Regions from separate parts of the Homo sapiens genome. Here region 1 is linked to region 2. The links are chromatin loops, found by intact Hi-C in ENCODE. Cell type or tissue: B cell. All regions are shown on one strand. Each heading gives the region's core, and the rest is flanking DNA. Links, peaks and the distances in the headings are about the cores only.

What was found. Peaks named below come from ENCODE experiments on the same cell type or tissue, not always from the same donor. Only the 100,000 strongest peaks of a DNase experiment are listed, where the experiment ranks them.
Region 1: a loop joins it to region 2, with 11 times the contacts of the local background. A loop is called at or near these places in 36 of 110 quality-filtered maps.

The regions. Positions count from the first base shown.
Region 1 is chr6:41,523,959-41,533,791 of GRCh38, forward strand. It overlaps FOXP4-AS1 (FOXP4 antisense RNA 1), which reads right to left. Exons shown (of 2, transcript NR_126415.1): 2 at 1-267. Among named protein-coding and RNA genes, the nearest start is that of FOXP4, 18 kb to the right of the region's middle. RefSeq lists enhancers at 7,694-8,264, 8,019-8,378, 8,265-8,833. In B cell, for the core only: no CTCF peak of the experiment used is centred there; a DNase peak (open chromatin) is centred at 8,093; H3K4me3 peaks cover 1,114 bases; H3K27ac peaks cover 1,797 bases.
Region 2 is chr6:41,419,179-41,435,154 of GRCh38, forward strand. No RefSeq gene overlaps it. Among named protein-coding and RNA genes, the nearest start is that of LINC01276, 75 kb to the right of the region's middle. RefSeq lists enhancers at 5,177-5,396, 7,419-7,498, 9,959-10,458 and silencers at 8,418-9,117, 9,148-9,217, 10,118-10,177. In B cell, for the core only: no CTCF peak of the experiment used is centred there; DNase peaks (open chromatin) are centred at 7,353 and 8,473; H3K4me3 peaks cover 1,788 bases; H3K27ac peaks cover 1,497 bases.

The DNA of each region.
Region 1 (9,833 bases), core at 6,710-9,209, 110 kb after region 2:
AAGAACTAAATTACAGAGTGGCTTTCGAGCTGGTAATTATCCCTCCATTTTTCGCTGCTCTGGAAGATGGACACACAATTATGCTCTCTTGCTGTATATTAATACAGATTCTTGACATCTTCAGCAGACCTGGAGCTGTCATCGAGCTTTTTGTCTCCTTTAATTGAAAATTAATGGTTACTAGGTTGCCACGGAAACAGAGGCCACGGACGCCAATGGCGCTCACGTCTCACCGCGGGACTGGCGGCGTCAGGAGTCCGGAATGACCTTGAAAGTTAAAAGAAAAAAAAAAAAACTTAAAAAAGAAGGGGAGAGGAGGGGAGAGGAGGAGAGGAGGGGAGGGGGACAGGAGGGTGGGGGGGGTGTTCATGTCAGAACTGAGAGAGAGACAGAGAAAGAGGAGAAGGAAAGGAGTGAAAAGGGGGAAGAGGGAGAGAAAAGAGAGGAAAAGAAGAGATTAAAAATTGAAAAGAAGAGAAGAAATTCCAGGAGGTTGGGAGTGTGGATGCTGGTGAGGGGAAATTAAGTTAGTAAGTTTTACCTCTCAGCTTTTGCCTCTTACCTCTCGTGCTGTTGCTCACTTTCTCTCTCTCTCTCTCCATCTCTCTCTCCCTTTCTCTCTTTTTTAAAGACCCACTGAAACACTGGGACCTGGGTCCCCACTTCAAAATCCATGATTCTACAAATCTGTTTCAGTCAGAACGTCAGCATCTGCTGAGAGCCCCCATGAGGAAGGGACAAAGGCTCCTTTGGTGCCATGAGAGGTGGCAGGCAGAGCAGGGGCAGGGGTGAGGTGTGCCACGTGGGCACTTCTCAGGAGCCAAGCAGGCTGTGCTGTCAAAAGTGGGGGCCACGGAGGAGGCCACTGTATGGGGAGCTGGGAGCTGCCGCAACATTGTCCAGCAGACACGGGCAGGTGAGAGGGCTCTGTCTGCTGGGCCTTCAGCTTGAAAACACAACAAAAGAACTCAAGAGTCAGAGATCGGGGGCGGAGGGGGGAAGGGGATGAGGGGGGAGGGTCCAGGCAAGGAAGATAAGAGATACAGGAGGGCCATTCAGTGAGCCTCTGGGATGGCCAGTGGCTCTGTGCTTGGGAAGGTGTTTTCCTAGGAGAAGTTAGCAGGTCCAGCATAGAGGCACTGGGGACCCCTGAGTGTTCTAGCAGGAAAGGTGGGCTCTTTCCTCATCTATCCACCTTCCCAATTCCTCAGCCGAGGGCACATGCTCTAGAAAAGCAACTCAATTCAACCATTATTGGATGCCTACAGTGAACCAGCAGCCAAGCTAGACTTTGGGGTCACAACAAACCAGACACAGATCCTGCCTAGAAAGCCTCAAAATCGAAGCCGGGAGTAGACAGACATGAATAGACAATTGGAAAGTTAGCGACCCCCTCGAAGATTTCTCTGCAAGGATGTTCACCTCAGTATTATTTATAATGGCAAAAATCTAGAAATGGATGGATGACCAACAGGTGATGACTGATAAAATGATATGCCTTATGCCCAAAGACAGAGCACTATACAGTCATTTTAAATTATGTTGGAGAAGAATATGTCATGACCTGGGGAAAAAGTTATCAATATTTTATTTAATAAAAATATTAGTTGACAAAATGGTGATGTATTCATGATTCCATGATCTTGTTTCTGAACTTTTAAAGACATGTGTACATTAAACATGTAACAAAAAGTTACATATATGTGTATGTAAATGTGTGAGTGCGTGTGAGTGTATATTTGTGAATATGTGTGTGTGAATGTGTGTGTCCATGTGAGTGTGTGTAAATGTGTGTTTGAGAGTCAGCTTAAAAAAAACTAGGAGATACACTAAAGTCGTACCATGGTTATCTCTGGGTGGGAAGATTATGGCTGATCTTTATTTCCTTTTTTATGCTTTTCTGTATTTTCCTTTTTTTTTTTTTTTTTTTTTTTTGAGATGGAGTCTCACTCTGTCACCTAGGCTGGAGTGCAGTGGCTGGATCTTGGCTCACTGCAACCTCTGCCACCCAGGTTCAAGCGATTCTCCTGCTCAGCCTCCCGAGTAGCTGGGATTACAGGCACCTGCCACCACGCCTGGCTAATTTTTATAGCTTTAGCAAAGACGGGGTTTCACCATCTTGGCCAGGCTAGTTTTGAACTCCTGACCTCATGATCCACGCGCCTCAGCCTCCCAAAGTGCTGGGATTACAGGCATGAGCCACCATGCCTGGCCTGTATTTTCCATTTTTTTAAACAATAAATATACATAACTTCTATTAACAGAACAAAAAGAAAAGAAAAGGTGTTTTTAAAATTCTAGAACCAGGCCCCTAGAGATAAAATCCCCAATAAGGTGCTCCTCACACACTTCTGCAGGGACTGGGCCTCCTTGCCTAAGGCTTTCCCCCACAAATCAGACCCAGCAAAGCTTTTCCCCAATTACCAGAACCCCATCCTAGGTTCTCATTCCCCTCCCCCTACAACACTCTCCCCATCCCCAGCCTGCTGGCCAGGGTGTCCAGAGATAGGGACACCCAAGCAGGGCTGCAGGGTGGGCCAGGGGAGCAGGCCCTGCAGCCTGGGATGTGGATGCCAGGAACTCCTTCTCTTTGGTTCCCAGGTGGACCTTTAAGGTAGCACCACTGCCTTCAGCATCATATTTGGACTCACATGCAGGCCACCAGCTATCAAGGGCTAGGAAAGGGTCTCTCATTCACTGGGGCCCCAGTAGCTGGCTGGACCTCAGCAACTCTTTGCTAAGCTGAATATCAACAGTGGATAGTTATGGAGTAACTGCTCATCATTACAACTCTAAGGTACATATTACTATCTCATTTCACAGACCCTGCAGCTAAGGTCCAGAGAGGCTAATTGACTGGCTCCAAGGCACATAGATGATCAGTCACAGAGCTGGAACCCAACCCCAGGGATGATCTGCCTCCAGGTTTGTACTCTCTGTGCCTGTTTCTTCCCTTGCCAGGTCCAGAAAACCCAGGTACAAGTGGAGTCTCCCTGAATGGCTAGGGTTTCTAGAATAGACTCCATTCTGGGAAGGTCACCATGAAAAACTGCATCTTTTCATGGTCTTGGCACCCCTGGCTTGCCCTTGGCAGGGCTGGAAGAGTTACCCCTAGTTAAAGTGGGAACTTTGGAGAAAGCCTGGCTGGGATGAGGGCTTCTAGAAAATGCATCCTCTCTGCCTCTCACCAGATACATCCTTAACTCACTCACCTGGCAAATGGGAGCTCTGTTCCATACCCCTAATTCACTTCTCTACCCCTGCCCAGTCTCAGCTTCCAAAATCAGATTTCCACACCCCTTCCCCCAGGAAGCTTTCAGCCAAGTCACTTCAAATTGCCACACTTATTCCTGTACTCTGCCTCAATAATAAATAAAGCTACCCTATGGCGTATGTCTTCTGTCCTCCATGGCAGGCCCTATGCCAAGCACTTCGCACGTGTCCACTCCCTCTATCTTCCTGACAAGTTTATGAGGAGGTGCTATGATTTTATCCCACTGAGGCATAGAAAGTTAGCCAGCTTGCCCAATGTGACATAGCAAATCAGTGGCAGAGCCAAAAGGTGACCCCTTGCAGTCTGAAACCAGAAGCCACGTTCTTCACTACCACACCAATGGCAATGCAAGGATATGAGGTTTCACTAGAATTGTGGTGCACTGGATGACCTGGAAATCAGTAGCCCATTTGGCTGGACTCTTGTGACATGTCAATGATGAGGCAGGTTGGGGTAATGGTCTTTCCCCAGAACAGGGGATCTTGCATGTGTAGACAGGTGGAAACAGGCTCACCTCCTCTCTGGAGGTAGACTGCATCTGCTTCATTGAGCTGGGAGCCTCTCAGGGCAAGGTCAATTGTGTTCTCACTGGTCCTGCCACCCACACTCAGGACATGAGGGAGGGTTCCGGGGTGGGGGTCGGGGGGCGACTGGCTGCTCCACTGGCTGGCAGACCAGCTATAGGGACAGGTATAGGGGAAGGGTCCCAGGTAAGGGCCATCTGTGCCTCTGCCCCATCCCTGGCTGAGCCCCAAGACCCAGAGGAGGCCTGACTTTCTCTTCCCTCCACCTCCCTCCACCCCCATACCAGCCCTTCTCCACCTCCCCCCTGTCCTTCCCTCCACCTCCCCACCTCATCCCTGCCCACTTCCCTCCCCGCCCAGTTTCCCAGAGCCAGAACAAACAAGAAGACAAACCCAGCCGCAGCGGCAGCGGTGGCAGCGAGGGGAGCAGGGAACTTGCCTTCATTTCCCTGGCTTCCCTGATCCCGACCTTAATCCCCGCTCAGCATCCTGTCAGCCGGGTTGTTCTCAAGCTGACATTGCTGCAGGCGCCTTCTTGGCAGCCTTTCCTCAGATCTGCCTCCTCCGGGGACTTCTAAAGAGGAGCCTGAGGTTTCTCTGTTACAGCCGGCTTCACTTGCTGCCCTCAAGCAAAGCCTGGGCTCCCAGGGGGCCGTAGGGAGCGGGGGCTGAGCGGGGGCAGTGCCAGGCCTGACGTTTGGGAAGAAGAGAGGAGAATGGAGGTGGCTGGACCCCAGAGGCTTCCACAGTGGGGGTCAGGCCTGGAGCAGGAGCCCAACCAGTGCTGTGGGTCTGCTCAAAGCAGGGAGGGACTTGCTCAGGTGTGCAGGCCTAAGAAACTCAGGGGAAACTGAGGCTGGAGCCCAGAGAATTCAGGCTGGCGCTAGTTCTGGCTGTAGAGGAAGCCAAGTGGTCTGCAAGTTTCTGAGCCTGCAGGGAGATCACAGCTCAGAGTGGGTTTGGAGAGAGGGGCAGCTGGAGCCTGCACTGTGTGTGAAAGAAAACACAGACATACACATTCATCAGTGGACGTGCTGAACACCTGCTGGGTCCTGGGAGCCAGACGGGAAAAGCAGCCTGGTGAGAGGGATGCGGGTGAGCTCCCCAACAGACAGACCCCAGTCCCCACTCTGCCGTGGGGTCGCTGTGTGGCCTCAGACCGGTCACTTGGCTTTTCTGAAGCCCATTTTTCTCATCTATAAGGTGTGTGGTGGGTAGGGGGAGGTCATCAGGGAAAGCATCCTTGCAGGATCGATGTGAAGTTTAGAGTCAGCGTGTGCAGAGCACCTGGGGTTGAGGATGATTTTTACCATTCATGTCACTGTCCACAGGGACATTAGTCTGGAGCTTTGTCTGGGTTTTCACAAGTGGAACTCTGTGTGGAGGGGAGTCGCATGAGGGCACGCGTGTGTGCAAGTAAGCAAGTGAGTGTCCATGTGGGAGTCTGGGCAGGACTCCCATGAAGCTGCCACACATCTGAAATCAGGCTCAGCCCACAGCCTGAACAAACATCTGGGACCATAGGTCTGGCCAGCTCTGCCGTCCCCATACACCCCCACCCTCCAGTTGTGATACACCCATTCTGCCAAGGGGATAGGGATGTAAGAGGCTCCTGGAAGCCCAGGAAAGGTGCTCCTTAAGCTCCCCCACCTCTTTCAGCCCCCCTCCGGGGACTCCCTCAGAGCCATAAGTGCTCCAGGGACTGAATTGGAAGGGAGTGCCTGAGACCCCAGGTGCTCAGCTTCTTGGGAGAGAGCTCAGGGTGCAAGCTGGGTGGGCTGTATGAGAGTCCATAGGGTCCCAAAGGCAGAGGGGTTGAGTGAGTGGCAGAGAGGGTGCCTCTCCATCCACCTCTCCATTCCAGAGTGGGAGGGAGGGAGTCCTGGAGAGGGGGCTATAAAGCAGGATCTGGATTCAGTCCCTCTACCTCCCTAATAGGGCCTCTCCCTGGATCAGTAAAAAAACAAAAGCACCAGCTCTTCCTGTTGCCAGGGTTGATGTAGCCGGGTGGCCTTAGGCAAGTGACTAAACCTCTCTGACCCTTGCTGTCCTCATCAGTAAAATGGGAATAGTATTGCCTGTCGGTGTTGCGGTGCAGTGAAAAACAAAGCAGTACATGCAAAGCACAATGCCTGGCATGTGGTAGATGCTCCAAGGTGTGCACAACATCCCAGCTGACACAAAGTTTTGACTCGGGCTGTGGCGGGTATGTCTGTATGAGCATTACTTGGTAATAAGAAATAGAATGTTGACAGCGTTTTAGGTTCCAAAAATGGATATGAATGTCAAAAAGTCAAAGCAGCCAGGTAAAAATGTCGTGTAACAGCCAGGCATGGTGGCATGCACCTGTAGTCCCAGCTACTCGGAAGGCTGAGGCAGGAGAATCGCTTGAGCCCAGGAATTCGAGGCTGCAGTGCGCTATGATTTGATTGTGCCACTGCACTCCAGCCTGGGCCACATAGCAAGACCCTGTCTCTGAAAAACAAAAGCACAAAGCAAAACGAAAAGCATCATGTAACAGCTTGGCACATATAGGTATTGGTAAATTATATTTTCCTTCCTCTCTTCCTCCCTCCCTTCCTTTGGACCAAATAAATTTTATCATTCTCCAACCAAATCATTCTCACTCTTTGGGGGAAGTCAAATTCCCTCCTGACCTAACCATGATGCTTGCATCTCATCTTTATGCGTTGGGCAGGGGGGTTGCCTCCAGGGCCCACATAGGGCACTGTTGTCTCCCAGTCTTTGGGAAACCACCAGTCCAAGAACTCTCAGGAACTTGCTAACCATGCTGATTCCTGCCCCCCACCCCCCCGACCTGCTGAATCAACGCCAGGAAAGGAGCCTGGGGATCCGCATTTAATAAGCTCCCCTGTGAATCTGACACCCACTAAATTAGAAAACCGCCTCCTTAGCACTTTTTCTCTTTTGCCCTTGGCCCATATGTGCTCTTGTTTGTCAGACCGTGTTTAAAGTCCTTGTCTTGGGAAGGTGGCTGCTTCACCCCGCAGCCAGGAGATTCCTGTGGGATGCTCCCTGCAAGAACCCCGAGGTCACTGGGCAGGATTCTGCCCTGCACCTTAATCCCATGGCACCTGTATATATTCATCCCCCACAGTCTGCAGGAGTTGGGGGCTTCTGGGCCCATTTTCCATAGTGGATGCTATATTCCTCAAAGGTCAGAACCTCTGGGTCCCCCCAGCAGGTGGCCTGGGATACAACCAGGGCTCCATGTCAAACAAAGACATTGTCTCCCTGCCCTGGCACTCAAAAAGACAGGCTCAGGTGGGGGCAGGTGCCCTTCCAGCTTCCCAAGAGCCTCCCTGCACTGGGGGTTGGGGAGCAGGGCAGCCTTCTGCTGCTTCTTCCTTCCCTGGCTTGTCACCCAAAGGAGGCTCACCTTAATGTTTAGGAAAGGGTGGAGAAGGGGACACTTCTCAGACCTCTGATGACTCACCATTCCCCAAATTCCAACCCCCACACCCTTATAACTACTCCCATCACCTTAGAATGAGTGAGGGCAACCAGAACTTTACCAAGGGAGGCATCCTTGGGAGGAGGAGGCAGTGGGGTGTGTGAGGCTCTTCTGGACTCAGAGGCCTGAGTGTGAAGTTCTGGCTCCTCATCAGCCAGTTGCACAGACCATGGCAAGCCCTCCTCCAGTTCTCTCACCTGGGAAGCAGCCATTAAAAGTTGTGAGGCCTCAGAGAGACCACGGGGATGAAAGTGCTAAGTGAACATGAGGTATGGATCTTTTTTTTTCTTATTTTATAGAATTAATCCTTTTGCATCCTCCCCCAACAACAGGTGCAGGCTACCTAGGAAGACCCTGTCCAACTGCCTCCTTTCTGGGAGTCCAGCCTCAAGCTGTCTGGCTCTTAAAACAAGCCCATCTGTCTGGGAGGTTTCAGAGGCAGCTGGGAGGGGCCCCCAACCACCCCAGCCCATTCCAAATAGGTGGAGTGGGAGAACCTGGTTCTGAGGCAGCCTCTAGCCATGATGCCCACCCCGGGGATGTCAGGGGAGGCGAGGAGAGGAGGCACCAGGGGAAGAGGACTCTGGGAGCCAGATTCCGAAACTCCTATGGGCGTGAGATCAGAAACCCAAACCCTGCCCCCCACCTCCCCACCCCTTAAGCCACCGTCCGGAAAAAATAAACTATTTCCTGCAACCAGCTCCGAAACAAAGTCTGTGAATGCACAGTGACACATATTACATAAATAGAAGCCACAGAGGGGAAAAGCCTGTTTTCTCTTTCATTATTTATCACTCTCTAACCATCTCCAGCTGGGTGAGTAAACAGGCGCATTGGCCCATAATGAGGAACAGACTGCTGCCGTGGGGCTGCCGGAGGGGCGCGTGTGTGAGCATGAGAGTGTGTGGATGTTTCTGTCTGTCTGTCCCTGAGAGGGAAGCGTGGGAGCCTGAAAAGGCAGGCTTGTGGGGGCATCAGATTCCAGAGGACAAGGGGGGAGCCACCTGGTGCCCCCGCTGGAGTGGAACAGAGCCAGTCTGTTGCCTCCTTGCCATGAGGGTTGGTGCGGGAACTGGTGAGCTGGGCGGAGGAGTCAGAGGGGAGAGACTGTGTGGGTGGGAGAGGATGTGAGATGTATGAGCCAAGTGCGAGGCTGCAAATGTGCCGGGTCTCTGAGCATGACCTCCACAGGGTGGCCTCTGGGAGTGAGGCGGGGGCAGGAGGGTGTGCGAAGGGGTGTGACTGGAGGGGGTGTGTAGGGCTGTAAGACTGGGAAACTAAAGGAGTGTGTATGTGATGACCTCGCCATGTGTGTGTATGCGTGCATGTGGGGGGACCATGGGAGTGTCTGATCCTGAAAGTGTATATGGGAGTGTGTGATTTTTGTGACTATGGGATTGTGTGTTTTATATCTGTGTCACTATGGCAGTATGGCCTATGTATGTGAGATTTTATGGCTGTAGGTGGTATTTTGGGTTGAATTGTGCTCCTCCCCAAAAAAGATATATTGAAGTCCTAACCCCAGAACCTCCGAATATGATTTTATTTGGAACCAGTATCATTGCAGATGTAATCAGTTAGGATGAGTCCCTACTGGAATAGAGTGGCCCTCATGCATTATGACTAGTGTCCTTATAAGATGTCCATGTGAAGACACAGAGACAGATGGAGGCAGAGGCTGGAGTGATGCACCTCCAAACCGAAGAATACCTGGGGCTACCAGAAGCCAGCAAAGGCAAGGAAAGGCCCTTCCCCACAAGTCTCAGAAGGAACCTTGCTTTTGGACTTCTGGCCTCCAAAACTGATACAATAAATTCCTGTTGTTTTAAGCTACCCAGTGTGTGATACTTTGTTGTGGCAGTCCCAGGAAACTAATAGAGGTATGTATGAACATGTTGTGCATATGAATATGTTGTGCAAGCTTGAGAGTGCATGAAAAAATGTGAGAAGCCAGCTGGACGCGGTGGCTAACACCTGTAATCCTAGCACTTTGGGAGGCCAAGGCGGGCAGATCACCTGAGGTCAGGAGTTCGAGACTAGCCTGGCCAACATGGTGAAACCCTGTCTCTACTAAAAAAGTACAAAAATTAGCTGGGTGTGGTGGTGCATGGTTGTAATCCCAGCTACTTGGGAGGCTGAGGCAGGAGAATCACCAGAACCAGGGAGGCAGAGGTTGCAGTGAGCTGAGATCGTGCCACTGCACTCCAGCCTGGGTGACAGAGCCAGACTCCATCTCAAAAAAAAAAAGAAAAAAAAGTGAGAAACCACGAGACTGTGCATGTATGTGAGTATGAGATGGTGGTAGTGAAGATGGAGGTGACTATGGGAGTGTGAAAACGTGTGTGAGACAGGGAATGTGTGAAGTGTCTGTGTATTTGTATGTACCAGAACACACATGCTCAGTACCCACAAATCATCATCCTGGAAAGGAACTCAGCATCTGTCCTTCACATCTGATTGCCTCCACCCACCCTCCCTGACCTTGGGCAGCCCTACCTGAGGCAAGGTAAGCCTGGAGGAGGGCTGCCCACAGCCTGCCCACAGGACACAGGATGCAGGC
Region 2 (15,976 bases), core at 6,372-8,871:
GATGTACTTATTCCTCATAGATGGGAAAATTAGAAAGGTTAAGTAATTTTCTTGTTCATGGTCACACAGACTGTGGTAAGTTAAAAATTACTACAAATTTTTGGTCATTCTCCCACTGAGAGGTAAAGTTTATTTCCTTTTCCCTTGACTACTTCACTAATAGAATGTTGCAGATGTGAGGCTATGCCACTTTGGGCCTAAGCCCTAAGTCAACCTGGAAGCTTCCACTTTTGTGCATCTTGGAGCTCTGAGATGCTATGTACAAAGTCTGGTTAGCCAACTGGAAAGACCATGTGGAGAAGAGAGGCCCTGAGGATGCCTGGAGAGCAACAGGTCCAGCCATCCCAGCATCTCAATCAGTCCTCCGCTGACTGCAGCCCCAGCCTCCATCAGGCTGAAACTCTAAGAAAGACCTGCAGAAGAATCACCCAGCTGAGCCCAGCCAGCCCACAGTCCTAGGAAAGATAGTACGATGGTTGTTTTAAGCCACTGTGTTTTGGGGTGTTTTTTTTTACATAGCAATAGAACACTAAAAACGGGCAGGTCCTGTTATTTTCCCCATTTTTCAGAGGAGGAGGAAATAGATGGAGGGCTATAAATGTTATGTGATTACTTTCCCAAGGTTGTGTAGCTTTTTAATTAGCAAGTGGCAGCTGAGGCTAGGGCCTAGGTCTGGGAAACTCAGAGCCTGAGGAAAATGAGTTGTTGCAACAGTTAACCCTCAGTTAGTTGCTGAAGGCAACAGGTTGTCATCGACTAGGTGTCTGGAAATAGCCCTTGACCAGTAGCGCAACTCATTTTATTCCTGAACCTCAGTGCCCTGCTGTACACTATGAGAGGAAGCGGAGAGCAGCTGCTTCCCAATTGTACACTGGGAGTCCAGGGCAGGGGGGTTGCAGTGGATGAGGTGGGACCAAGAAGGCAGGAGTCTAGTAGCTGCCTCCCACCCCCCACAACACCCGCCACCACCACTGTTGATCTGATTTCTCTATGGAACATTTACAGAAGATTTTCTTTGAAAAATGCATTGTGGTTGCAAAACTACTGGACCAGATAATTTCTAAGGCCCCTGCTAGCCCTGACATTTCAGGATTCCATGAATGAATGATGGGAATGAATGGATGGGTGGATGATCAAACTGCTATGGTTCCCGTCTCTGGATGAATAATGTGGAAGTACAGAGAGAGGGAATGAATCCATGAAGCACGGAGTGGCTTGGAATGTGGGGGAGTTCTGGAACTTGGCAACAGAAGGGCCGGGAGGAGGCTGCTAGCAATGGCTACGGGGATGAGAAGGGATGGAGAAGGGTAGGCTTGGGAGGTAGAGCTGGGGAGGCAGCCTGGGGTGCCTGCACTCACCATGAGAAGCCAGTGTGGCATCAAGGGTTAAGCACACATGCTTTGGGGCTAGCAGGCATGTGTTTAAATGTCAGCTCTATTGGCCGGGCACAGTGGCTCATGCCTGTAATCCCAGCATTTTGGGAGGCCAAGGCGGGCAGATCACGAGGTCAGGAGATAGAGACCATCCTGGCCAAAATGGTGAAACCCCGTCTCTACTAAAACTACAAAAATTAGCTGGGTGTGGTGGCGCATGCCCATAATCCCAGCTACTCAGGAGGCTGAGGCAGGAGAATCGCTTGAACCAGGGAGTTGGAGGTTGCAGTGAGCTGAGACTGCGCCACTGCACTCCAGCCTGGTGACAGAGCAAGACTCCATCTCAAAAAAAAAAAAAAAAAAAAATTCAGCTCTGCCCTTTACTAGGTATTGACCTGTGAACCGTATTAAACCTCTCTGAGCCTCAGCTTTCTCACCTGTAAGATAGAAATCATGAAACACCTAGCTCATAAGACTGGCATGGGATAAATGAGATAGATCAGGTGAAAAGCATAACCCAGTGCTTGGCACCTAGTGAGTACTTCATAAATGGTAGCTGTGCCTCCTTTTGGAAGATCTTGATGGCCTGGGTTAGCCGAAGCCCCAGTAGCATAGCTAACCTCAAGAAGCCCAGAAAGGTGCCCTCCACTTGTCTCCTGGTAAAGGTGCAACATGGTATGTGTTTGGGGAAGGCAGGTGGGAGGGATAAAGCAGAGCCTGAGGCAGGTGGGGTTTAGGGTGTCATGCAGAGAGATACTAGGAACATATGGCAGGTACCCAGATACTGCCAGGCCTCCCAAGAGCTGGAAACTGAGCAATCGGCTGGAAGTGGGAGAGAGCTGACCAAGCTAATTGGGCAATGTGAATGAGCTCTCTCAGTGGGCTGTTTCTCTTGAAAAGGCTGAGGATAAATCTGGGAGGCTTGGGTGCCATCCCACCCTAAGCTATACCATGAGAGAGTCATCCCTTTGGCTTGTGATGTTTCCCAATGCAAGGCAAATACAGTCTAGGAAGGATTTAACAGCTCATAGAAATTGCGATTAGACCTACAAATGACACAGGACAGGGCTCTCGGGTCAGAGAGACAGTGTTCTGCAGTAGCTGCAAACTTTGAAGCCAGTCAACTGGGGTTCAAACCCTGATTCTGCCATTAACCAGTTGCATGGCTATTGAGCCTGTCTGTGCTAAGTGCTGCGGAAGTAGTCATGGTTCCTGATTTCACGGCATCAGCAGTCTAGCTGGAGAGTCAGAGACTCAGAAAAGGTTGGCAGACCCCTTGGGTGGCGGGTAACACACCCATTCACATCAGAGAGTCAGTACTTGAGCTGGAGCCAAGGAGGATGTTAGTGCAGGTTCTCAGAGAGGTCTCCATTGACCAGGACATGCCAGGCTGGGTTTGGAGAGATTAAGGGGAAAGCATTTAGAGAGAGGAGAGTCTGGAGACAGGAACACAAATAGCCTGTCTCACCAGAGCAGGGAGTGGGGTTATGGGGTGGGAGTTAAGGTAGAGGGGCCTTAGGGAGCCAAGAACCTTGAATAAAGATGGAGAAGTTTGAAGCTCCCAGCTACATCCACTCCCTCTGGGCAGAGGCAGGAGTAAAGGACACAAAGATCACTAAGGAGGACAATGGGACTCACAGGTGCCTCTGCTGAGGCTGCGTCCACTCTGATAACCCCTGCCAGCTGCCCCAGCATCCCTGGGTCCCCAGGGTCAGGCCATTACAGGGCGAGATTTATCACAGGCAGGTGTGCTCCAAGACGGTATATTATCCAGGATTATGAACTGTAACAGGATAATCTCTCTAATGTAATTCAAGCTCTCGACATGGCTTATGGCTCCTTAATGTACCTCAGACTGAAGAATTACAAGAACATTCTCCCCCCCAGCTCCCCATGTCCCCTCCCTCCCTTCCCTGTCAACCCCTAAATGATTTAGGCAATTGCCTGAAGCCAGATCTTGGCATTTAGTCATAATTCAGTGCAGTTCAGTAAACATGACCGGCAAGGAGCTTTGCCTGCCTGTCCCTCTCCTACAAAGGCCTCTCCTTCCTCTTCCACCCAAATCCAGCCCCCAGGGACAGGCTGAGTGCAGGACAATCCATGACACTCAGTACCCTGGGACCCCCCCCCAAGAGACACTCTAGGTACCAAGGCTTGAGCTGCCAGGTTTGGCCTTGGCTTTCCCAATAATCCAGCACGATACTGCCCTGATGGCATCACCGTCTAGATGGAGAGGATAACCCCAGAGCAACAGAATAATGTCACAGCCCTGAGCATCTGAGGCTCCTAAGATCCTAAGATGCTCCAATTCTGTGAATCCATCTTGTAAACTCATGCCCCTTTGGGAAAACAGTGAAATCTTCTGCAAGCTGCACCAACAGAATGTTTTACCAAGTTTTACTTTCTATAGTTTTTCCCTTCCTGCAAAACAAAACAAAATCTTCTCCAGGGAGCTGTGCCCCTGCAACTAAAAAACTGATCTAACCCAATCTCTTTCACCATACAGGTAATGATCTTGTAACCCAGACAGAAGGGTCTTTCCTAACAATAACATTTACTGAGCAGTTACTATGTGCCAGGCATTTTCCTACATACTTTATGTGATTCATTCATTTAATGCATCCAAAAATCCTTTGAGTAGGTACTATGATTCCCCATTTTACTGATAAGAAAACTGAGGCTCCAAGAGGTGCAGTCAAGGTCACAGATATATTAAGTGGGAAGCTGGCACATGAGCCCAGGTAGCCTGGCTCCAGAGCCTGTGTTCCCAACCACTGCTCTACAACAACTGCAGGGTCACACTTGAAGTTAAGCACTTGAACCTAAGCACCAGAACCCAGTTCCAGGATTTCCTCCACCTACTGAGCACCCTGCTGATATATCAAGGGGATAGGACAATAAGATTTACTCCTGGCTCCTAGACAACATCAGCGTATTTTCATAGTGGTCCCAAGCTCCCCAGGGTGATCAGAAGACCAGGCCTCCCATCAGCCAGCCAGTGGAGGCTATTTGGAAGCCCCTCAGCTCAACTGAGGCAAGTAGTCTCTTCCCCTGCCCACCCCATCATTGCACCCTCTTCTGCTGCTACATTCTTTGTGGTCATGCCCGACTTCCCCGCTTGCCTTAAATAGAGAGCCAGAGGCCCCTCCAGGCTGCCAGGATCCAAGGAAGGCAGGATGAATCTCCCGCACAGTGGGAAGCAACCTCAGATTGGGAAGAGTTCCTCCCAAAGTCAACTCAATAAAACAAAGAAGTCTTATGGATAGGTGATTGAGTACATATTGAGTGCCTTCTGTATGCACTACATTGGTCTTTCCCTAATATTCTTTCTGATCTTGAGCAAATCACTTGGTCCTTTGGTAGCTCATTGTTGTCATCTCTGAAATGGCTAATACTAGCAGTGAGGAGTAAATTATAAGATGCAGGTGAAAAAAAGAAACTTTATAAGGCACTCTTACTTGCAATTGTAACACCACATACACACACACACACACACACACACACACACACACGCATCCCTCTGATTGAGTTGGTCATTTTGGATCTCTAAGTAGGACTGGATTTAGTTGTGTGCCCACCCTCACCCCTGCACCCATACCCCAGTAAGAAGAGAAAAATCCAGGTGAATTGTCTATCTTTAACCTCTGCCTCTGAAATAGGTTAGATCTGAAGTTATACCAGCCTCTCCGGATGCTGTCTTTGACATTTGGGAATCTTCGTCCTGGGAGAAAATACTGCATAGTCAGAGGCCCTCAGGGGATGCTGCCAGATGTAGAGGGAATTTGTCATCTATACTGTTTGCTCATTGACTTGTATAAATGCCTATGGTACTTGGGGTAAAGAAACCAGCACAGGAGTGTGTAGATTCCTGAGTTACAGTCCTGCCTCTAACCTCCCTTTCCCTGAACCTCAGCTTCTCATCTGTAAAACGGGGTGTGAGGAGGCAGTCCCAGGTCCCTCCCAGTCTAGCATTTCTTTGCAGGTTTGCTCTGCCCCTTTCCTAAGTCTTCAGACTCTCTCTCTTCTGGCCTCTTCCTGCTTCCTTTCTGTGCTGTTTAGCTGACCATCTCTAGGCTCAGTAGGTGCAGAGACCTGTTATTCCAGGAAATGCCACGAGGGGGAGCCTTCATTTGGATGCCTGGGGTCAGAAAGGAAGCCAATTTCAAGTATAAGGCTGGGGAAAAATAAAATTCAGTCAGTCCCAAGGGACCCCATCAACAGCCAGGCGAAAATAGGAGGGAGAGGGCTCTAAGCTACAAAGACCATACTCTAAGTTCTCAAAGGACTGTGATCTTGATGTATATGTTCATTCTTGTTTCTCAGTCATACACTTTAAGTATGTATGGTGGGATTATCTCATTTGACACTCAGTCTAATTCGTGAGTCCTGTAGGGCAGGTGAAATTATCTATGACCTTTACAGGTGAGACAGCCTAGTCTCTGAGAGATCCTAGGCTCACCTAGGGACACACAGCCAACATGGGGCAGAGCTGTTGATGGCCCAGGTCTTACTCTACATGTCCCCGCCCCCCGCCCCCCATGGATTTGCCCCAGGCTGAGCACACCAGGGATCTTGAGGGACACTTCTTGAATGAGTGAAGAATGAATGAATGTATGAATGAATGAACGAATGAATATGTGGGCCCTCTGGGCCTCCCTGGAGTAAGCCTTCTCTGCCATGCATTGCTCCACTCCAACACAGAGCTAACTGACAGCTTTGTGCCATTGTCTACCTCTCCCTCTCACCTTCTCACAATGTTCATCCCTTACCATGAGACTCAAAGCTGAGGGGGACTTTCAATGGGTCCAATTCACTTGCACAGGTGAGGAAAGTAAGGCTCAGGAAGGGAAAGTGACTAGCTCATTCCTACAACAAATACTTACTGAGTGCCTATTTGTGTGAAGCCCTGTTCTAAGGGCTGAGACTTTTTGTAAGCCTCTGTCTTCACAGCACCTCCAATCTAACAGAAGGAGATACACAAATCATCAGGTAAATATGCAGCAGGTTAGATGATGACAAGCGCAACTAAGAAAAACAGAGCAGGGCAAGGGAGGTGGAGAGCCTGGTGTGTGCATTGGGGTGGGACATTGGTCAGAGAAAGCCTCAGCAGAGAGGAGACCATTGTAGGAATCTGGAGGGAACAGCAAGTGCAAAGGTCCTGAGGCAGGAGTGTGCTGTCCTGCCCAGGGAACATCTAGGAGGCAGGTATGGCTGGAGTAGAGTGATGAGGAGGAGGTGAAGGGTGACAAGAAGGGGCAGAGGGGTGATCAGATCACTAGGGTTTTGTAAGGAACATTTTCTCTGAGTGAGATATACTGCTATTGGAGGTTTTGAGCAGAATAGGGACATGATCTGACTTTAGTTTTAAAGGGACAACCCTGGCTACTCTGTTGAGAACAGACTAAGAGGGAGAAGGGAGGCAGAGAGACAAGCTAGGAGGTGTTGCACTACTCTAGCAGGAGACGATGGTGGCTTGGAACAGTGAGCTCAGTGAGGAGGTGGTGAAGAGTAGCAAATTCTGGACATATTTTGAAGACAAAATAAACAAGATTTGCTAAGGCATTTGGATGAATGATGACAGAAAAAGAGAGGAGTTGAGAATAACTCCAAGATTTTCTTCCCCAGCAACTGGGAAGATGAAGCTGCCCTTTTCTGAGATGGAGAAGACTGACAGGTGGGGGACCGGGGTGGAGATCAGGATTTCCAAGTAGAACAAGTTGAGTTTGAGATGCCTGCTAGATATCCAGGTGAAGTAGGAAACTGGATTTATGGATCTGCAGGTCAGGAGCAAGATTAATAGTAGAGCTAAGAGAACAAAACCAAAATCTCACATCTCTCGACTCCCAACAGAGTTCTTTTCACAGTACGTAGAGTACTCTCCCGTGGGCTGGAGAATTTAAATACCTGCGCTCAAAACCTAAAACGCAAAGAGGAAATACGGTAACCCTGAGCGCACTACCCTAGCCCTAGCTCTAGCTCTAGCTCTAGCTCTACCAGCGCCAGAGCTGGAGGAGGTCAGAGGAGAGGGGCCGTACTGGAGGGGGCTGGCTATCTTGGGGAAGTTGGGTGAGGCCCGAGGGGGCCAAGGGCTCAGCATGCAACTGGGCCGGAGTGGGGGCTGCTGGGCTTAGGAGCGGATCTCCACCGAGGTCTGGGTTTCTTCTCTCGCAACGGTCTTGACTGTTTCCTTGAGCCACCGTCAGATATTTATTTAACCTCGCAGTTCAGCCTCCTGGGGGCCTGCAGGGAAGGGATGGAGGCAGGGCGGAGAAAGCTGGGGGAGAAGGGGAGCGAAAGAGGAAACATTTTCCTTTCCATGCGCAGGCCGAGCTCACGCATAGAGTCCCACCCAGGGCCCCCAGTCTTCTGGGGGCCAGCAGCCCCTTGGATTCCAAGTGTCAACGTGAGAATTCAGGAACCACGACAGTCTACCCATCTCTATTTAAGAACGGAGAAACCGAGGGGAGAGGTAACTCGCCCAAGGTCCCACGGCGAGTCCAGGGCGGCGCTAGACTCCCAGTCTCTGGGGTCTCTCCTCCATTCTAGCCCGTCAGATGAGCACCGGAGACCCTGTAGTGTCGGGGCTGGAGTCAGAGGACCTGAATTTTGTGCGAAGCCACAACATTTACCAGGCTTGTCATTGGGCTAGACACTTTGCCTCTCTGTGCCTCAGTTTCCTTGTCTGTAAAGGGCATCGCTCTTGCCCCTACCTTCCTTGGCTTGTTGCTGGACAAATAATGTTTTTTAAAAAAGCAATACCACCTGCCAATTGCTGAGCCCCAGTGAGCCTGGCACTGTCCTGGGCGCATCGTCCAAGACCTCCGTGTTCTCCCGGCTTTGTAAATCCCGCCGCTTCTCCAGCCAGTGAGAATGGGGGCTAAAGGGAGGGGTGGGGGGTGAGGCCAGAACCTGGCTGTCTAGCCAGAAAGAAGCCCCTCAGCGCAAAGCGGGGGCGCCTACCCCCAGGCCTAGGGGTCGGTGTCGGGGGCACTGGGAGAGGGGAAGCTGGGGGGTACGGGAGCGGAAGTCCCTGCTGGGAGGCCCAACTTCCCCTTCGCCCCTCCCCCCGGCCTGCCCCGGGGCAGGTGAAGAGGGGACCGGGCTCCGCTCCAGGTGGCGGGGCAGCGACGGGGGTGGGGAAAGGCCCGGCAACAATAGCACTTTTATTTGGGACTGTTTGGTTCTGAGCGGGTGGGCGGAGGAGGAGGCGGCCGACCCGGCTGCCAGGGAGGGGGCTGGTCAGCGGCATCTGGCTACACACCTGCTCCCGCTTAACCCTGTGCGCGCTGGGGCAGGGTGCGCAGCGCAGGGGCAGGGGGAGCGGGGGCGTTGGCAGCCAGCGCCGGGAGCGACGCAGGCTGCGTGCGGCCAGCCTCGGGGGCCCCGGGCCAGGTCTGGCGGTCTCGGAGAGAGCAAGAATGGGGCTCCCTAGTGGAGATCTGTCGAGGGGCACCACCAGGGCTAGCACTGTACCGCTACCGCTGGTGGTGGCTCTCGACCTGCGCTGGCCCCTTAGGGCTCCCTGGTCGGCCTCCAGCGCGCCAGGGCGGCTCGGGCGGGAGAGGGAAGGCGAGGGGTGGCTCCGGGGCCTCGGCGCTGACTCCCCGCCGCCTTCGGGGCGTTCCGGGAAGCCGGCCTTCCGGAGGCGGCGCGGCGGCCACGGCCATGCCAAGGGCGCGGGGCGCGGGCCAGGCCCAGCGGGCGGCCGCCAGGCGGGGGAGCTAACGCTGGGCGCGCCCTCGCGCACTAAACGCTTCCTGGCTGGCCCTGCAGGTGAGCCGGGATGCCCAGCACACCGGACCCTGGGCCTGGGCCTCGCCGACGCTCCTTGCCAGTCCGGCGCCCGGGAGGCCTAGCCCTCAGCTGCACCTGCCCGCGGAGGGACCCCCGCCCCCTCTACCCCACACCCCCACCCCAGGGCTGGCGCGCTTGCCTGCCGCACAATCGGAGCTTGTTTGTGGGCGGAGGAGCCGCGCCGGGTGCGGCGGCCCCGCGCCAGCCCACTGATCCCATAAAATATTATTTGTGTTTAAAAATTCCAGTAATTGGCTATGCAGCCGCTTTTTCCGAGCCCTGTGCCAAGCGCAGTAAAATCGCAGTCCGGCTGGGGTTATTTTCATCATGCAAATTCCCATTTCTGTAAACAGGGTTAAAGCCCCTGGAAGGGGCCGGGCTAGAACCAGAGGAGGAAAGCAGAGGGACAGATGTGTTCTCAGACTCTGGGAGTTGCTCAAACCCGGCCTCCGCTCCTGTGATCACCCGGCTGATTAGGGAGTGTTATTCAGATAATTCACCCAAACGCTTTCCCTTGCAGACCAGTGCCTGGACTCTACTGGTAAAATCTTTCCTTTCCTTAACTTTCTTCTCTTTCCCCATCCGATTATCTTACACCATTAAATCATGGAAATAAAATTCTTATCGCCTCCGTTATCACAGGAGCAAACTGAGGCCCAGAGAGGGGAAGAGACTTGCCTTAGGTCACACAGCAACTTTGTGCTGGAGCCCAGGCTAGGTTGCCTAACTGCGCAGCCATCGGCACTGGTGCAGGGCTTGGAAGAGGAGGATGCTGGAGCAGGTCCCAGTGCAGCTAGGGCAGCAGAAGGTCCCAGCTCTGGGCTCTGGGATGCTGTGGACACCCACCATAAGTCTTCCCCTGGGGGAAGACTCCCTCCCCCTCCAAACATACCCACTTCCTGTCCCTGCAGCCGCCTGGAAAGGAGGAGGAGGGAGTCCCTGCCAGAGCCTTGGAAACCCTGAGTAATGGACAGGGGAGCCTCTGCCCTGCTCCACCCAGTGATGGCTGCTGTCTGCGGCAGGGAGCCACTAAGAAGAGGAACCACACACGTGGGAGGCACAGATTTTTTAAATAGAGGCAGAACTGGAGCCCAGATTCTGAAGCTGAAAGGAGAGCTGGGGCTCCCAAAAGAGTAAATAATAATATATTATTTGTAACATAATATAGTACTACAAATAATATATTATTTCTGAATTGTATTGAGTACCTAGTATGTGCCAGACACTACTTCACAATTTGTCTCATTTGACTCCCACAAGCCTAGGAAGTTGGGCATAATATTATAAATATTATACCCACTTTCCAGATTGACGATACTGAGGCTCCAGGAGATTACGTTCCTTGCCCAAGATTGAATTTCTCCAGGGATTTCTGTGAATGAAAGACCACTAGGTTTCCTTCTGTCCCTCAACGACCTCAGGTTTTCCTACCAGCCAAGCCTCCTTCCTCCCTCCACGTCCCCCTGCAGTCCTGTGTGCAGGCCACTTTCTTGCCCTTGTTCCTCCTCCCTCCTATACTCAATCTTCCCTCTCCCCTCTCCCTCTTCAAACCACAGGCTCTCCAGCCCCTGCGGCTGAGGGATCTCTTGCTAGACAAGCCTCTTGTGATGCTGCACTCCACCACCCACAACGGTGGCGAGAAGGAAAGCAGCAGCAACAATAACAAAAACAGCTTCTTTTTCTCAATGAGGTTGTGTGCTTAGTAGTGCCTCCTCCGTGCCCATCCAAAGACACACACACACCCCGAAAACAGAGTCCAGGTTGTGCTTCAGTAGAAGGAAGGCATCTCCAGGGGCCTGGGATTCTTTCACAGCCAAGTGGGCGGCTGTGTGGGGCACTGAGTTTCCCGTCACTGCCAGTGTCCCAGCACAGCCTGGAGACTCCCAGCCCATGGTGCTGCCAATGAAATTCCTGTAGCCTCTTGCTCAGAAATCCATTTCAATCCTAAGACTCCAGGATTCCAGCTACACTACCGTATAAATACAGGGCCTCATTGTAATCAAATTGAATTCGGTTATTGTGTAAGTTTCGTGTCAATCTCTAAATAGAAATGCCTTCAAGGTGGCTGGTATCAAGGGGAGAAGGAGAAAGCACCCTCAACTGGGCCCAGTAGGAGGACAGCTTCCTGGGAGGGGGAAAAATACACCATGGGAATGGGGAGTGGGAGGAAGGGGGCTACTTATTGAGAAAGAGAAAATGGCAGTGTCTGGTGAATTCTAAAGGGCACTTGCTGCCAAAGACTCTAGTGTGAATTGTAAGAGAAAGCCAGTACCCAGAGTCCCAAAGCAAGCAACCCTAGAGGTCTCACCTCTCCTTTAGGGCTTCTCTCAGCCATCTGGATTTCCTACCTTCAGTCTTCCTTACTGCTTACTGCTTAAGTGGGGCCCTGAGTGTGTCATGCTCAGGTGAGAGGCCCTCCCCTTAAAGCACTGCAGAGAGTCACTGCCAGGGCCTGGACATAGGTTTTGGGGCCCCGGGGTATATGCCAGATGCCCCTTCCTGCCCATTCCCTGACTAACTCCAGATCCCAACACCTTTCCAGAGTCCGTCATAAGGATTTTAAAGTGGGCAACCGCCTCATCCCTCAGGGAAGGAAAGAGCCCCCCAGACGAGCTGAGGGCTCTGTCTGCAAGACCATCTGTGGCACAGAGGATCTAGGGGACAGTTGGGTGCAGAAACTTCCAGAGAGTTCACCCAGGGTGAAGCCACAATGGCTCCCTGGGGTGTGTGACTCACATGTATGATGTTACAGTGGGATTGGGAGGTGTGGCCAGCACCCTTGAGCTCATATTCTTTTGGACTTTGAAGGATGTAGATGGGTACTTCTTCCCTCACAGCTGTCTTTCCCGTGCTATCACCCCAGAGAGGGTAGGATGAAATGGGGTGGGTCCCATGACCTTTTGTCCATTTGGAAAGTGAATTTAGAGATCCTTCTCAAGGACAGGCACAATCAGAGATGACCGCAAGTCCCAACCTGTAAGGAAATACCAGTTAGAGAGAAAGATATACAGTAAAAAACCCACTGTGGTACATTAAAGATTTCAGGGCCGGGCATGGTGGCTCACGCCTGTAATCCCAGCACTTTGGGAGGCCAAGTCGGGCGGATCACCTGAGGTCAGGAGTTCGAGACCAGCCTCAACATGGAGAAACCCCGTCTCTACTAAAAATACAAAAATTAGCCAGGCATGGTGGTGCATGCCTATAATCCCAGCTACTCAGGAGGTTGAGGCAGGAGAATTGCTTGAACCTGGGAGGCAGAGGTTGCAGTGAGCTGAGATCGTGCCATTGCACTCCAGCCTGGGCAACAAGAGCGAAACTCCATCTCAAAAATAAATAAATAAATAAATAAGATTTCAATCAGCATACTTTACATGCCAGGTACAAATATGAGCTCACGACCATCAGAAAGGAGCGAGGGGCTAGGAGGACCTAAGCAAGGAATGTTTCAAGGTGAAGAACGGTTAAGGCTTTGAGAGGGCTTTGCATAACTGGCAGAATTTTTATCAGGCAGAGAGGGGGCTGGCAAAGTATTCTGGATGGTGGGAACAGCATTCAAACAGCCTGGAATACACAGACCTAAAACAGGAACCTGGGACGAGAGGACTAACTGGGAGAGGTGAGAGGAGATGGGGGGTTTCTGACATCTTCCCCAAACCCAGGAGCTTCTCTCAATCCTGGTTCCCCTTCCTGGTCTGAGGGTCCCCTCTCTTCTCTCCATTTTTTTTTCTTTAAGAGGAACGTTGGGTGAGCTCCACCTCCAAACCTGTGTGTGAGACCCCATCAGCAGAGGACATCTGTGGCAAAGAGGAGGTGGAGGAGGAAGCAGGGTGTATGTTCTTGCCTTCGGCCTCCTTTGCTGTCTCTCCATCTCTGATCCCCACCCTGGTGTCCCTGTCTCCTCTCTGCCTCTCTCTCTCTCTCTCTCTCTCTCTCTCTCTCTCCAGATTCCTCTGTCATTGCCTCTTCTCTCTCCCAGTCCACTCTGATCCAAATATCCCTTCACCTTTGCTCAGGAACAAGGCACTCCTCCAAGTGCCCAGGCAGGAGTCGGTATGGGGGGCTGGTGGCCTGGCCCAAGTCCTCCAGGGAGCAGGCCCCGAGGTGGGAAGAATATTTCTCCCTTCCCCCCATCTCTGGGCCCTCCCTCTGTGAGTACAGCCTGAGGACAAAGGTGATGCTCCACCCCCCTGGCCCACCCCAGCCTCCTGCCCCACCCCAGCCTCCTGCTCCACCCCTCAAGACTTCCCCTCCTTGTCATCCAAAGAAAAGCCCACCACTTTGGGGGACCAGCCTCGGAGGAAGCCTCAGTCAGCTTCCTGTGTGAAGATCCCCAAGGTAGAGCAGAAGCTTCCTCCCAAGGCCAGGACCCAGGCCTCCCCTAAAGGATCCAGCACCTTCCAGGCCCAGCAACAGCTGGCCCCAATGACAATTTGGCCTCCGATTATTATCAAAACCCCCTCCGAGAGCTCACCTCTCAAAGAGCGACATGCACCCTCTGCCAAGGAGGCCTCCTGCTCCCCAGGTGCATGTGACCACCCCTTACCCCACTTTTCTTCAAAATAAATATTTTTGTTAGATCAGCAATAGTCTACCTTTTTCTTCTGCCCTGAGAAAGAGAGAGGAAAGACACAATCTCAGGCACTTTCAGCTGTACTATTGCATTTAATCTTCACAATAGCCCTAAAAGATTGAAAATATGTCAAGTTTTGTAGATGAGGAAACTGAAGTTCAGAGGAGTTAAGTTACTTGCCGAGGTGGCAGAGCAATGATTTGATCTCAGAGCTGAGTCTAAAGCTCACGTCCCCTTTGCTGAGCCCTATAATGATATCATCCTGCAGGCAGATCAATGACAATACAGTGGACAAGAGACAGGGCACTTACAAGACCTTGAATCTATCACTCAAGGCGCCCGTTATATCTGTCAGTTTTCCTTTTTTTTTTTTTTTTTTTTTTTGAGGTGGACTATGGCTCTTGTCACCCAGGCTGGAGTGCAGTGGCACAATCTCAGCTCACTGCAGCCTCCGCCTCCCATGTTCAAGTGATTCTCCTGCCTCAGCCTCCCAAGTAACTGGGATTACAGGCACCCGCCACCACGCCCAGCTAATTTTTGTATTTTTAGCAGAGACAGGGTTTCACCATGTTGGCCAGGCTGGTCTCGAACTCCTGACCTCAGGTGATCCGCCCAGTTCGGCCTCCCAAAGCGCTGGGATTACAAGCATGAGCCACCGCACCCAGACAACTTTCCTTTGATTGAAGACTTGGGGCCACTTCTCCCCATGTCTCCACCCTGAGACTTTATTCTGCCCCCTCTTCCCCTTACCATGCTGCTCAAGCCAAGACTACCAAATCCACACGCACCTCCTGCCCCGAATTCTCCTGCCCAAGTTATGTATCATGCAATTTAGATGTTTTTCTCCCCTAATAATTTATATCACCTCATTCAAAATTTGGTCCATAACCAATATCAAGGCAGAGACTTAATTTGAATCCTATGTTTTATGACACAATGGAAAAGTTGGGCCCGGCGTGGTGGCTCACGCCTGTAATCCCAGCACTTTGGGAAGCTGAGATGGGTCGATCACCTGAGGTCAAGAGTTTGAGACCAGCCTGGGCAACATGGTGAAACCCCATCTCTACGAAAAATACAAAAATTAGCTGGGCGTGATGCTGCATGCCTGTAATCCCAGCTACTCGGGAGGCTGAGGCAGGAGAATCACTTGAACCTAGGAGGTAGAAGTTGCAGTGAGCCGAGATGGTGCCACTGCACTCCAACCTGGGCAATAGAGCGAGACTCGGTCTCAAAAAAGAAAGAAAGAAAGACAGAAAATGTGAACACTGACTGGATATTTGTGGATATTAAACACTTAATTTTTTTTTTTTTTTTTGAGACCAACTCCTGCTCTGTCACTAGGCTGGAGTGCAGTGGCGCCATCTCAGCTCACCGCAATCTCCACCTACTGGGTTCGAGCGATTCTCCTGCCTCAGCCTCCCGAGTAGTTGGGATTATAGGCATGCGCCACCACGCCCAGCTAATTTTTGTATTTTTAGTAGAAATGGGGTCTCACCGTGTTGGCCAGGATGGTCTTGATCTCCTGACCTCGTGATCCACCCGCCTTGGCCTCCCAAAGTGCTGAGATTACAGGTGTGAGCCACCACGCCTGGCCAAGACTTAATTTTTTAATAATAAACCTTTTCTTAGAAGAGTTTTTGGTTTACAAAAAAAATTGAGAAAATAGTACAGAGAGTTCCCATATACCCCCTGTACCTAGTGTCCTCTATTATTAACATCTTATATTGGGATAGTACATTCATTAGAATTAATAAACCAGTATTGATACATTACTATTGTTACTATTATTATTAAAGTAAAGATGTGGGAGTCTCGCCATGTTGCCCAGGCTGGTCTTGAACTCCTGGCCTCAAGCCATCTTCTGACCTCAGCCTACCAAAGTGCTGGGATTACAGGCATGAGCCACCATGGTTGGCCTGATACATTAACTAAAACCCCCCAGTGAATTCATATTTCCTTAGTTTTCACCTAATGTTCTTTTCTAATTCCAGGACCTCCTTCAGGATGCCACATTTAATCGTCATGTCTCCTTATGCCCCTCCCCCCTCCGCTTCCTGTGACAGTTTCTTAGGCCTCCGTTGTTTTTGATGACCTTGACAGTTTCAAGGAGTACTGATCAGGTATTTTGAGGAATGTTTCTCTCTTGGAATTTGATGTTTTTCTCATGACTAGACTAGGGTTAAAAAAATGGGGAGGAAGGTCACAGAGATAAAGTGCCATTTGTATCACATTGTATATA